Linked DNA regions of Mus musculus: regions 2, 3 and 4 are each linked to region 1. Evidence: chromatin loops called from intact Hi-C (ENCODE). Cell type or tissue: heart. All regions are shown on one strand. Links, peaks and the distances in the headings refer to the core of each region. The heading gives the core; the rest is flanking DNA.

Region 1 (3,226 bases), core at 235-2,734:
TTGAACTATTTATATGGAGAGCTATCAGCAGACTCCCAAACACACCATGCCCTTTATACTTCTGTGTCTGCATTCTGTTCCAGTCTCATTATTATCTTAAGGAGCTGAGGCCATAGAAGGCTGGGAATACGGCTGAGGGGTTAGGAGCACTTGTTGCTCTTCCAGAAGACCCAAGTTCAGATCCCACCACACACACAACAGCTCACACCTGCCTGGAACCCGGGTTCCAGAGGATCTGATGACCTCTTCAGGCCTCTGAAGATACCAAAACATATGTGGCAGACATGCACATCCATACACATAAATTTAACAGAAGTTTTACAATTTCTAACTGAACCTATAACATTTCATTGCCCTTGTTTGTACCTGTTGTCCCTTCTGGAAATTCCCTTCCTTGGGAGCAGAAACCCTAGAGCCTATCTTTGCACCCATTGTGTTAGTATTAGCCGGAGATTGTGTTAGTATTAGCCGGAGAGGCAGAACCTATAGGCTAAACAGATATAAATATATGAAAAGGAATTACTGGGGCATTGGCTCACATAATTGTAGAGTTTGAGAACTCTCAGGACAGGCTTACTGTAATTGAGGTCTCAGTCCAAGTCCAGGTCTTCAGATCCAATGAAACTGATCATATAACCCTCAGAGTAAGGATCCAGGGAGGCACAGGGTGAGTCCTACATTGCTGGGAGTCTATCACTCTGCCCTTGGGGACAGAATTAAAGTGTTCCAGGTTTAAGAAAGAGGAAGTCACCTTTCTGGTCCCTAACTGATTGGACAGTACCTGCCCACATGGAAGGTGGATCCTCCCATTCAGATTAGCAGTTCATTCACCAATATCCCCTGTGCACACACACCCAGAAACAATGTTTTCTAGTCAGTATTCTGCGTATGCCATTTAGTCAGTAATTATTTGCAGACTAATAGAATAAATGAAAGTCTAAGTTGACATGCAAGTTTGAGACTGACCTAGGCAGCGTAACAGATCTCCTTCCCATCACTTCCAACATACTAATAATTTTTAAACAATGTAAGAGATAAAATAAAGATTTAAAAAGCCATATTTTAGCCAGGCGTGGTGGCGCAAGCCTTTAATCCCAGCACTTGGGAGGCAGAGGCAGGCAGATTTCTGAGTTCAAGGCCAGCCTGGTCTAGAGAGTGAATTCTAGGATAGCCAGGGCTATACAGAGAGACCCTGTCTTGGAGAAAAAACAAAAATAAAAAGTAATATTTTAAGGAATATCCCCAAAGTAAATTACTCTTTTAGCTGCTAAAAACATGCAAAATAATGCTAGAAACTAAACTAAAAAGAAATCCCAAACAATTGGTGTCTCAAGTCTGCTGAGTTTGGAGAAATAGCCTGGGATACGCTAGATATTAGCTCTGAAAAAGAATGGTGCTGTCTTACAGTGTAAGGCTTGTAGGGGAAATAACTCCCAGTAGGTTAGAGGGCTGTACAGTAGGACAGCTTAAGGCAGGAAGTGGGAAAGGTTTTGTTACTTCTGTGGATGAAGTCTCAACAGAAACAAAAGAAATGACAATGCTGCCACCCAGTGGCAATTTGTGGAAAAGGCTCTACCCGAGGATCCTTTTAAGATTAAATAGCTTCTGTGTTGAATGCAATGTGGTCTATGACCGTGTTCTTTCTTTCTTTTCTTTCTTTCCTTCCTAAAAATTCATTCATTCATTCATTCATTCATTCATTCATTCATTCACTCATTCATTTTATATGAGTACACTGTCGCTGTCTTTAGACACACCAGAAGAGGGAGGGCATCAGATCCCTTTACAGATGGTTGTGAGCCACCATGTGGTTGCTGGGGATTGAACTCAGAAACAATGGAAGAGCATCCAGTGATCTTAAGTGCTGAGCCATCTCTACACACACACACACACACACACACACACACACACACACACACACACCTTCCCATCCTGTTTCTTTAACCCATAAATACTCTGCACCCTTGGGAAGATTTGAGTCTTAAGACCTCTTTTTGGCTGTCTCTTGAATAAAGCCTCTTTCGAAAGCCCTTGCTCAGGTGATAGACATATATGCAACAGGTAAAAAAAAAAAAAAACTTGTTCTGGCTCCCAATATTCTCTTCATGCTGAGTGTGCAGTAAGGACCTTACTGCCTTCTTCCCCTAAGACAACCTCCATCTTCACTGACTGCTCCCAAGGCAGTAGGAGAAACTCTTTCTCAATCATTTTACTTCTGCTGGGCATACCCAGAGTATTAGAAGGAAAATGTTAATTCCCTCTTTTTTTTTTTTTTGGTTTTTCGAGACAGGGTTTCTCTGTGTAGCCCTTGCTGTCCTGGAACTCAGGTTGGCCTCAAACTCAGAAATCTGCCTGCCCCTGCCTCCCAAGTGCTGGAATTAAAGGCGTGTGCCACCACAGCCCCCCGTTAATTCCCTTTTTAGTTATTTGTTTTGTTGTTGTTTGTATGGTTCTTGCTTTGTTTTGAGACAGGGTCTCTCTGTGTAATCCTTGCTGGGCCTGGAACTCTGCCTCCTAAGTACTGAGATTAAAGATGTGTACCACTGCATCCAACTGTTTGTTTGTTTGTTTGTTTTTAAATATCAGTCTAATAACTTTAAGTTAATTTTAAAATCTCAAGGAGAGCTGGAGAGATGGCTCAGCGGCTAAGAGCACTGACTGTTCTTCCAAAGGTCCTGAGATCAAATCCCAGCAACCACATGGTGGCTCACAACCATCTGTAATGAGATCGAATGCCCTCTTCTGGTGCCTCTGAAGACAGCTACAGTGTACTTACATATAATAAATAGATAAATAAATCTTTAAAACAAAAATCTCAAGGAACACAGCAGCCCAGGACTATAATCTCAGCACACAGAAAGCTGATACAGGAAGCCCAGGCAAGGAGTGAGTCCAAAACAACCACAGTCCAGTGCTTTAAAGTCCCTCGTGGACAGACCATGCCCAGAATGACCACGGGCTTCCAGGGCAGAGATGGCCTGAGACAAGACTACCTCAGCCTGGGGCTGTGACACTAGGGAGAGGATCAAGCCAGAGATGACCAAGTCTGGCCCTCTGCAGGCCCAACCATGCCCAAGATGACCCTTGACCAGTGCCACACTGCATAGGTGGGGCATAGCACTCCTGAGACCACTCCTGAGATGACCCCAGACACTCAGAGACCCCATGAACCGCTAAGAGGAGCAAGTAAAGCCAGGCGTGGTGGCGCACACCTTTAACCCCAGCA
Region 2 (3,226 bases), core at 347-2,846, 270 kb before region 1:
CAATCTATACCCTAACAAAGACACTGCCTATATATCCTGTAAAGGGGTGGGACCTCATGAGAGCCCTTCCCTCCCATAAGTCCAGTCTTAATGCAGATATAGTCAGTCACAGCTGTAGAATAATTCAAGAGGACAAATGCGTTGTCATGCTCCAAGGATGGCGATCTACAGCAGTCCCCTCTTTCCCTGACTCTTGTATATGTTCTTCCTCGCCTCTGTCATATTTTGTTAACCCTGACATTCAGGAGGAGAAAAGGTCAAGTCCATGACTGTCCAATTAAAGCAGGCTGTATTTTTGGGTGAACCTAGGACAGGCCAGCTGGCTACCAGTTGGCTAAGTCGGGATTTGAGTAAGCAGTCCCTGCCGGCCTTTGGAAGGCTCTTCTATTGGAGAGATAAGGTGTTCACAGGGCCAAGAGGATTGGTTGACACACATGGTGAGAACAGAAGGGAAAAAGGATGGGTGTCATGTGCATGGGGTTGCACGCAAGTTACACAGGCCTAAGAAACAGGAACTGACTCTTAATGGTAAACAGAAACTTTATTTTGCAAGGACTTAAAGTGGGACAAACAGGAACTTCCTTTTGACTATCTCAAGTGCACACAGAACTCTTAACCGCAAGGTACATTTTTCCTGTTTTGGTCTCAGATTCCTTGAGCCCTGGCCGGGATACTACAAACATTTCACTCTGGACCGAACACTTAGTAACTAACTACTTATTCTTTGCACTTACCAGGTCTGAGTCTGCAGGTAACCACTGCCCACTGCAGGAAGCAGCTCCCCTGACCACGGACCACCACGATGATAAAATAGAGGCGTAAACACAAACGTTTAATGGGCAGCTTCAGAAAACGGAGTGGTGGGGGTCATGGTGCTGAGCCAGAAGCAGTGTCTAGGAGACCAGGAGTTTGGGTGTAAGAAAGTCAAGGTCAAAAGGCACCAAAAGGGAACAAGAGAAAGAACCCAGCATGCAGGAATAGGTGGCACACACCCCTGGCACATCCCACCAGGCAGTATGTGCTAAGCTTGATCCTATCAGCAGCTGTGGCTGCATCAGAGAGACAGTTCATGCCTCTGTAAAGTCAAAACTAGAGACTGAACTCATCCAGTCCAGACAGGAAAATTCCCAACACAAGCACTTCAAAGACAGAATATTCTCTGATTTTCATAGCTTCATGTGCTGGGCCCTATCTGAATGCTATGCCACAGAGTGTGCCTTCCTCTAAATTAAAGGTCGGACCTGAGAGGCATCTCCTGTCACTCATCACCCTCGTTTCACTGTCCAATTCCTTTCACGTTTTAGGAACCCAGGAGTGGGTAATAACACAGAAAAAAAACTTTTGAGACAGGCTTTTATGTAGCCTAGGCTACCTTCAAACTTGCTATGTAGCTGAGGGTGACCTTGACCTTCTGATACTTTCGTGTGGATGGACAACATAGTCATTCCCTGGTATGGCTAAAAGGGAGGATTTTGTTTGTTTTAAAAGATTTACTTATTAATACATTTATTATGTATACAGCATTGTGCCTGCACTTATGCTTGCAGGCCAGAAGAGGGCACCAGATCTCATTAGCGATGGTTGTGAGCCACTATGTGGTTGCTGAAAATTGAACTTCGGACCCCTGGAAGAGCAGCCAGTGTTCTTAACCTCTGAACCAGCTCCCCAGCCCACAAAGGGAATGCTTTTATGGCAGATATGAAAGAGAGAGGACAGATAGGCTGGAATTGGCCATGAGACACAGGCCTGGGCTGGAGTTGTGCCTGGCTGGCAGGCGAGGCAGGATGGGAAGGAGCCAGCCTGGGCTGTCTAGGCTGTGTAAGGACGTAGGCAGGGGAGCTTTGGTTTTATGGCTAGTCTTGAGCAGGATCATTTGATGAGCAGATTCAGGAGAAGGGAGGAGGCCAGTGATGGAATTCTAGACAGGGGACGGACCCGTTTAGGAAGACACCTGGGTTGCCACGGTCCAGGTAACAGAGTGACTCCATCTGGCCATCTACCAGGAAGGAGGGTCCGTTTTGGGCTATCAGAAGAGCTTCCTGGGGATCTAACCTGAAATACTCCATTCGTTAATCATCTACCCCTGGTGAGAGTGTCTGGTGCTGCTTCCAGGAATTTGGCATTGTCACTGGGCTCGGACAAGGAAGTAGGCTCAGATAAGAACGTGAGAAACGGTGACTGTGGGGCTTTGTTTGCTACTATGCTTAATCATTACCGTGTGTGATCTCTTTGTTTACTACTTCTCTTGATTACTTTGTCTTTGGTCTAAGAACCATGTTTTTTGTTTTTTTTGGATGTACCTAGAATGATATAAAAGCTAAAAAAATAAAGTTGCTTCAGCCTCAGCCTCAGCACTGGCTGGAGTCATGTTATAGTTTTGTCAATTTTTTTTTCTTCTTTGCAATCCTCACTCCCTCCCTTGAGACCCGGTTGACTGACTGAGCTGGCTTGGTCAGACCCCGCCCCCCTCACCCCCATCCGCACAGTCACATACCTGCACCCGCACACAGGTTTTTAGAAGGCGCCTATATGTGTGCAAGGCAAGGTGACAAGCAGAACTCAAAAGTGGAGCTCTGGCAAAACCACAGATCCCTGCCCTCAGAAAGCTCGCGGGAGTCATAAATTAACTGAACAAGCACACAGATTTTTGCGAGGCTGTTGGGGGACAGGGTTGGTTGGACCTGCTTTTCACTCCCCAGGCGCCACAGCGAGCGGGCTGGTGTGGGCTCGTGGCTCCGCCCGGCCGTCGGGGGGCGCTGCCTCCTCCCGGACGGCGGGGGGCGCTGCGGGCCGGGCGGCGGGGGGCGCTGCCTCCTCCGGGACGGCGGGGGGCGCTGCGGGCCGGGCGGCGGGGGCGGCCCGGGCCGGCGCGGCGAGCGGCTCGGCGGATGGAGAGTCTGGCCGCGGCCGGCGGCGCCGCCTCCTCGTCGGGCCGGGCACGGCGGGCCGGGGCCTTTGTGTGAGGCGGTGGCGGCGATGGTGCTCGGACCCCGCGGAGCCGGGTAAGCGCGATCGGGTCCAGCCGGACTCCCGCTCGGCCTTTCTGTCGCCCTGGCTGGGCGCGCCCCGCCGGTGTCCCCGGCCGGCCCTGTCCTCCCTCCCGGCGACCGGGCCGCGGCTCCCGGGCCTCCGCTCGGCCGGCTCCCGCGGCGCCGGGCCTGGGTCGCACGGGGGCAGCCCGCGCTGTCTGTGGCGACCGAGGTGCGCCTTCCCGGCGGTGCTGCGC
Region 3 (3,226 bases), core at 329-2,828, 330 kb before region 1:
TGTAGACCAGGCTGGCCCTGCCTGGTCCTCTGCCTCCCAAGCCCTGGGACTAGAGGCATGTGTCATTATCTCCTTTTTGGTTGCTCTTTTATATAGTGAATGTGCGCCAGGTTATCCTTCTAAATTAAAAACAAACAAAAAAACATCAAAAACTCCAAACCTGAAACATATTTACCAACATAGTATTTACACTATTCACTCAGCAGCCTGGGCCTGAGTATTTTGGCTATTTGCATAAATCAGATCCACCTGCAGATAATGAATGTGCATTATAGCCACCAAAGGTGACTCTTGAAATGCTTTGAAGAGTCTCCTCAGTGCTAAAAGACATGGACTGCTTCACTCGCTCTCTTTGAATGACAGCACTCATTTGGGTGATGAAAGTGTAACATGTTTAGAGATAACCTAGTCTCATCATAGCAGTGGTGAGTGGTCAGTGATCTGATGGAGTTAGTTCCCAAACCTGAAAATAGTTCACCTGTTTTTGACTTTAGTGAGAACAAAAGAGAAAGCCCAGCCAGCAGTGAGAATGGGAAGGCCTGGCCTGGCCTGGTATGGAGGCCGGTGCCTGCGATTCCAGCACATGGGAGTTAGGGGTAGGAGTTGACAGTTGTCCTTAGTTATATAGGAAATTTGAGATGGCCTGGGGCACATGAAACCATATCTATACAATGTATATGTATATATAATATTTATATAATACACAAACACACACAGCCCAAGACCAGGCTGAAGCGATGGCTCGGTGGTTAGGCGGACTTGTTGCAAAGGGTCTAGGTTTGGTTCTATACAGCATCTGGCAGTTAACTGTCAGTTCAGTTCCAGTGCATCCACAGACCTTTTCTAACCAGCACATGCATCACACCCATTGGTGCACAAACATACATGCAGGCAGAACACCCATACACATGAAATAAAAATAAATCTGAAGACAAACAAACAAAAAAACACAGCAAAACCAGAAAAAGGGAAACGAAGGAAGAATGGGAGGGAGGGACAGAGGGAGGGAAGGCCTGGAAGACAAGCGAGGCGTGCCAGCATGGCAACACATATCTGTAATCCCAGCATTTGTCAGGCAGAGTCAGAAGGATCACTCAGACTTTGATGCCAGCCACATCTCTACAAGCTCCAGGACAGCCAGGGTCATATAGCCAAGACTCTGTCTAAAAACTGCACATCTATGGGCTGGCGAGATGGCTCAGTGAGTAAGAGTAAGTGGGTAAGTGGGTAAGCAGTCAGTGGACTGCTCTTCTAAAGGTCCTGAGTTCAATTCCCAGCAACCACATGGTGGCTCACAACCTGCTGTAATGGGACCTGATGCCCTCTTCTGGTGTGTCTGAGGACAGCTATAGTGTACTTATGTATAATAATAAATAAATCTTTGAGCCTGAGTGAGCGGAGCAGAGGTCCTAAAAATTCAATTCCCAACAACCACATGAAGGCTCACGACCATCTATACAGCTACAGTGTACTCATATACATGAAATAAATAAATCTTAAAAAAAAAACCACAAAAAGAAAAACCCATCTTTGACTTCCTTGAGCACTGAAAAGGTAGCAGAGACTTTCCATATATCTGCATCATCTCTTCTGCTACCTTCCACTGATACATAGGACTCACTGACTCATACATTAAGAAAAAACACGCTTAAGGTTTCATTCTGTTCTAATTTTCAGTTATGTCCTGTCATGAGTGCCTATGTAGTACCCTTGGAGACCAGAAGAGGGTGACAGGATCCCTGGAGTTACAGCAGGCAGAATGTAGTACCCTGTGGAGACCAGAAGAGGGTGACAGGATCCCTGGAGTTACAGCAGGCAGAATGTAGTACCCTTGGAGACCAGAAGAGGGTGACAGGATCCCTGGAGTTACAGCAGGCAGTGAGAATGTAGTACCCTGTGGATGCCAGAAGAGGGTGTTAGAATCTCTGCAGTTACAGCAGGCAGTGAGCCACCAGAAGTGGGTGCTGGGAAGAAACTCCGTCCTGTGCTAGATGGAGCAGTGCCACACTGTTCACTGTGGGGTCAGCTCTGCAGCTTCTATTACAGTTTTTGTCTATATTTACTGAGCTCAAACCCAAGTTTTCTGGTGCACAAGGCTCCTTCCCACTACATGGCTTGACATTTGCAGGTCAGGCAGAGAATATGTACAGTACTCACAGAAACCGAAGCAGGACCGAAAGATGGGCAGGGCGGACTGGCAGGGAAGAGGTGACTCACGCTTGCAATCTCAGTTTTGTTTTTCGGGCTTTTTTTTTTCTTCCTGTTCCAAGATCCATATTATATGACATGTGGTTCATCGTGTTTACGTATGCTCCCTTGTCTGGGATAGTTTGTTAGTCTTCCCTTGTTTCACATTAATGTAAGTTTTTGTTTTGAGGTTGGTTTTAGATGTGTAGTGCAAGCTAATCTTATTTGTGATCCTCTGACCTGAGTGTTTTGAATGCTGGAGTTAACAGATATGGACCAACACGCCTCCTGTTAACCTTGACATTAAAAGTTTTTTTTTTTTTTTTTTTTTTTTTTTATCAATCGATCCATTAATTGTGTGGGGGGTATTGTGTGCCACAGAGTCAGTATGGAGGTCCTGTGGGAGCAGAAGTTGGTTTTCTCCTGTCATATGAGTTCTAGGTTTACACAACCGAGCCATCGCAATAAGCCATCTATATGTGTGTATAAATGTGCATATACATGTATACATGTGTCTACACACAAGTGTGTGTATATATATGTGTGTGTGTATGTATGTGTATATATATATGTATATGTATATATATGTGTGTGTGTGTGTGTATATATATGTATGTATATACACACACATACAGGTTCTCACGGTTCAAACTCTATAATCCTGGCTACTCTTCAATTCTCAGCAAGCCTTCATTCTCAACTTCCCAAGTGATGGGATTACAAGCACGCCTTTAATCCCAGCACTTGGGAGGCAGAGGCAGGCAGATTTATGGGTTCAAGGCCATGGTCTACAGAGTGAGTTCCAGGACAGTCAGGGATACACAGAGAAACCCTGTCTCAAAAAACCAAAAAAAAAAAAAAAAAAAAAAAAAAAAGGTGCTTCAATTTTCAATTTCTGTAAGTGCTACACACACAGTGCCTGGACTGCAAGTACTGGGAGGCACCTAAGCCACAGAAAGAACTTAGATTTGAGCTCAGAACCTACTTTGTGTTTTTTCTCTCTCTCTTAGCCTTGGCTTTTTTTTTTTTTTTTCCCAAA
Region 4 (3,226 bases), core at 316-2,815, 260 kb before region 1:
AAGCGAGTTCAACTACCACCGGCGGATCCACACAGGCGAGAAACCTTATCAGTGCAAGGTTTGTCACAAATTCTTCCGAGGTCGCTCGACCATCAAGTGCCACCTCAAGACGCATTCAGGGGCGCTCATGTACCGCTGCACAGTCTGCGGCCACTACAGTTCCACCCTTAACCTCATGAGTAAACACGTCGGGGTGCACAAAGGCAGCCTTCCCCCTGACTTCACCATCGAGCAGACCTTCATGTACATTATACATTCCAAAGAGGCTGAGAAGAACCCGGACAGCTGACTGGGTCCCAGCAGAGTCAGAGGGAGCTCCCAGGTGGCAGCCGGGATAGTGACTTTGTAAAGGCCGTTGGTCCTCCCCCCGCTGACGCTACAGCTTGCCTTGTGTGTGTTGTGTTGAGAGAAGAAATGGCACACAAGCTGTTACTGTTCTTGAGAGGCGGCACCGCTGTTACATTTACCTCCGTACCTGTTGTTGCCCGCAGAGGGCTGCGTCTTGGATGATTTCGAGGCTGGCTTTAGGATCTAGTCAAGTGGCCGTGTTAACTAGGTCCCCTTTGCCGGTTTCTCTAGTTTTAGTTTACTGATAGGTTTTATGCTGCTAAGAGTCCGACCAACAGCCTCGCTCGATGGGGTCTTCACTGTGGCTACAACCGCCAGTCTCAGCTGTGAGAAGGTTTGGGATATGTGGTCATTCATAAGGGTCTAGTAGCAAGGCAGTTCGTTCCCATACCCTCAGCAGGGGCAAGGTGTCAGGAGCGGAGGGCACTCCTTGCTACACAGCTCAGATCGCCTGATTGGATCGTGAAAGTCCCTTGGCAGCTAGATCCAAATTGGGGACCGAGCTTTCTGTTTAGGTTGGAAAGCTTTGGGTATCCCGTGGTGCCACCAGACGGGGCAGCCTGGATGGATGGAAGAAGGGCTCCACCTTTCTCCTCATTTCCAAAGAAACACGGTTTTGTAGAGTGAGAACCCTTGATGTCAAACCTTCTGTCAAGAGCAGGGAGGACAGAGAGCCACCTCAGTGTAGCCGTCTGCCATCTGGCTACCTCCTTAACCTTGCGTCTCCCTGTCACGGAGAGGTGTCTCAGACAGCAGCAGTCTTGCCTTAATTTACACCGAGTCTCCCACTCAGGATGGTTTGACCTACAGTGCAGATGAGAAGACCATGTGAGTTTGTGGTGGATCACAAGCCCTTCTGGATTAAAGGAACCCAAGTAACTTGGTGGTACATAGCAGGGTGTGCATTCTGACTGTCCTAGTTGGGTGACTTGTTTACTTGGTAACAGTGTGGGAGTTTGGCAGTTCACCTTTGACCTGCTGGAATTATCCTGATCTGTCATTGCATCACCCCCAGGGGGCGCTCTTGGATGGTAGCTGGCTTAGGCCTCCCACGCAGCTGTTTGGCTCCATTCTTAGTCTATGAAAGGGTCTTACCCAGAAAAGGCTGGAGAGAACCCTTAATCTTGCATACTTATAAGGCGGCACTCCAGTAGCTCATACTACCTCACCCTGCTCAGGTGAGCTCTAAGAGTCCCTAACTTTGGGCCCAGCCACCGACACTGCCCCCTGGTGGGACTCAGCAGCGCTCTGGGCTGTTTCATAAGCAAGTGGTTTTAATTAACTCACAAAGCCTTTCTAGACATTAATATTTATTTTATTATTATTTTTTGTTTTGTTTGGTATACATACTACCCAGCATCTCTTTTCAATAAGTGACTTTAGGAAAATTAGTTTCTCTCAAGCAAGGAGCCACATTCCAACAAAGGGTTACGTCTGAGGAGAGGAAGACAGGGGTGTAAGCAGGAGAGAGTATGCCAGGCCTTTTAAGCAGCAGTTTCTCCCAGTGTAGTCTCTAGCAGAACAAACCCAGGTCAGTCACAGGAAGAAGGTTTTTGCACAGTTTTATCCTTCTGACACAAGGAGCCTCCTATACATATATATGTGTGTGTGTGTGTGTATACATACATATATGTATGTATACATACATACATATATATATATATATATATATATAGACATAGAGGCAGACCAAAGCAGTACACAGTTGAGCCGGTCAGCGGCCTCTTTCCCCGGCTGTGAGTCGGTGTGCAGGGCCTTCCCAAGGGCCCGAATGGTGTAGCTCGAGTAGTTGAGGATACCCCTCACCATCTAAACGAGGCATTTTCAGGGAAGTCAGTCGTTGCTGTAGCTCTTAGTGTCTGACTCGGAGTCTACACTGGGGATGTGTAGCACACTACAGTTCCAGGTCTGCTGAGTTTTCTATCCCCGCCCTCCCTCTGCTGCTGCCGAGGAGTGAGCATTGACTGGTTGACTTGAGACAGGTCGCTGAGAGTGGAGAAACCCCCTTGTCCTTAGCGTAAGGCATCTCCGATGCTGGGTAGTCTGTGTACTTAACCTGAAACTGTGAAGTTTTCCCTTTTTGCCATAAACCAAAAGGCAGATCTTTGAGGTTTTGCCCTTGAAACATTAAAACACAAACTGTATTTTCTGATCCCTTCAGGTTAATTGATCAGGGAGGTCCAGTTGGTCCCAGTCAGACATGTAGCAATTGGGACCAGTAGCTCACAAGGCTTGTTGCCCAAACCATATCTCTTCGGGTAGCCCCATGTTTCCTCTCTGTGAAGTTGTATTTGCTTCCCTGCAGTTAGTTCCTCCTGAGGGCACTCCGGGACACCTGGTGGGAGGAGTTAACTTTATTTTGCATTTTTAACTTTACACCCATTTGAGTTCATCCCCACCCCCACCCTTGGATTCCCGTTTGGCACTATCCCCTGTTGTATTGCTGTAGAGCTCTCCTTGACCTTCATCTTTGCCTGCCCCCCCCCCACTCCCACCCCCACCCCCGCCACTACCGCTCCCTATTTTTGTTTTTGTTTTTGTTTTTTTTTGGTCTACACTTAGAGCCAGCTGTACAGTGTTCAGAACTTTTGTTCAGCAATTCTTAGGATTGTCCAGTTGGCTATTTGCAGAACATTAAGCCAGACTCGGGGACATCCCTAGCTTGTTTCCTAAGGGGAAACTGTAATGTTGATGTGGCACACTGGCATTAACAGCCTGTGCTGCTTGTGGCCAGAGGATAAGATGTGTCCACATGTGCTGGTGTCCCTGACAGCTCCGTGACGCCACGGACGTCAGATAGCCCTACTCAATGAACCCCAGGATTTGGTTCTAAATTTTAAGGTTCTGTGGAGCTCCCACAGTTTATGCTAGTCGGGGA

What was found. A loop is a pair of places that touch in the nucleus more often than their neighbours do. Peaks named below come from ENCODE experiments on the same cell type or tissue, not always from the same donor. Only the 100,000 strongest peaks of a DNase experiment are listed, where the experiment ranks them.
Region 2: a loop joins it to region 1, with 5 times the contacts of the local background. A loop is called at or near these places in 16 of 42 quality-filtered maps.
Region 3: a loop joins it to region 1, with 2.6 times the contacts of the local background. A loop is called at or near these places in 5 of 42 quality-filtered maps.
Region 4: it touches region 1 in a loop (3.0-fold over the local background); 16 of 42 quality-filtered maps call a loop at or near these places.

Annotation. Positions count from the first base shown.
Region 1 is chr10:128,006,906-128,010,131 of GRCm38, forward strand. It overlaps Hsd17b6 (hydroxysteroid (17-beta) dehydrogenase 6), which reads right to left and starts at 706. Exons shown (of 6, transcript NM_001359377.1): 1 at 578-706. In heart, for the core only: a CTCF peak has its summit at 1,567 (motif pointing left); no DNase peak of the experiment used is centred there.
Region 2 is chr10:127,736,661-127,739,886 of GRCm38, forward strand. It overlaps Zbtb39 (zinc finger and BTB domain containing 39), which reads left to right and starts at 2,870. Exons shown (of 2, transcript NM_198035.2): 1 at 2,870-3,002. In heart, for the core only: CTCF peaks have their summits at 1,554 (motif pointing right) and 2,729; DNase peaks (open chromatin) are centred at 391 and 1,901; H3K4me3 peaks cover 831 bases; H3K27ac peaks cover 1,078 bases.
Region 3 is chr10:127,673,089-127,676,314 of GRCm38, forward strand. Gm16230 (a long non-coding RNA gene) reads right to left here. Exons shown (of 4, transcript XR_872178.1): 2 at 1,709-1,894. Among named protein-coding and RNA genes, the nearest start is that of Gm16230, 2.1 kb to the right of the region's middle. In heart, for the core only: a CTCF peak has its summit at 1,808 (motif pointing right); DNase peaks (open chromatin) are centred at 1,193 and 1,863.
Region 4 is chr10:127,743,409-127,746,634 of GRCm38, forward strand. Zbtb39 (zinc finger and BTB domain containing 39) reads left to right here. Exons shown (of 2, transcript NM_198035.2): 2 at 1-3,226. The coding sequence ends at 289. Among named protein-coding and RNA genes, the nearest start is that of Zbtb39, 5.5 kb to the left of the region's middle. In heart, for the core only: a CTCF peak has its summit at 1,398 (motif pointing right); a DNase peak (open chromatin) is centred at 1,423.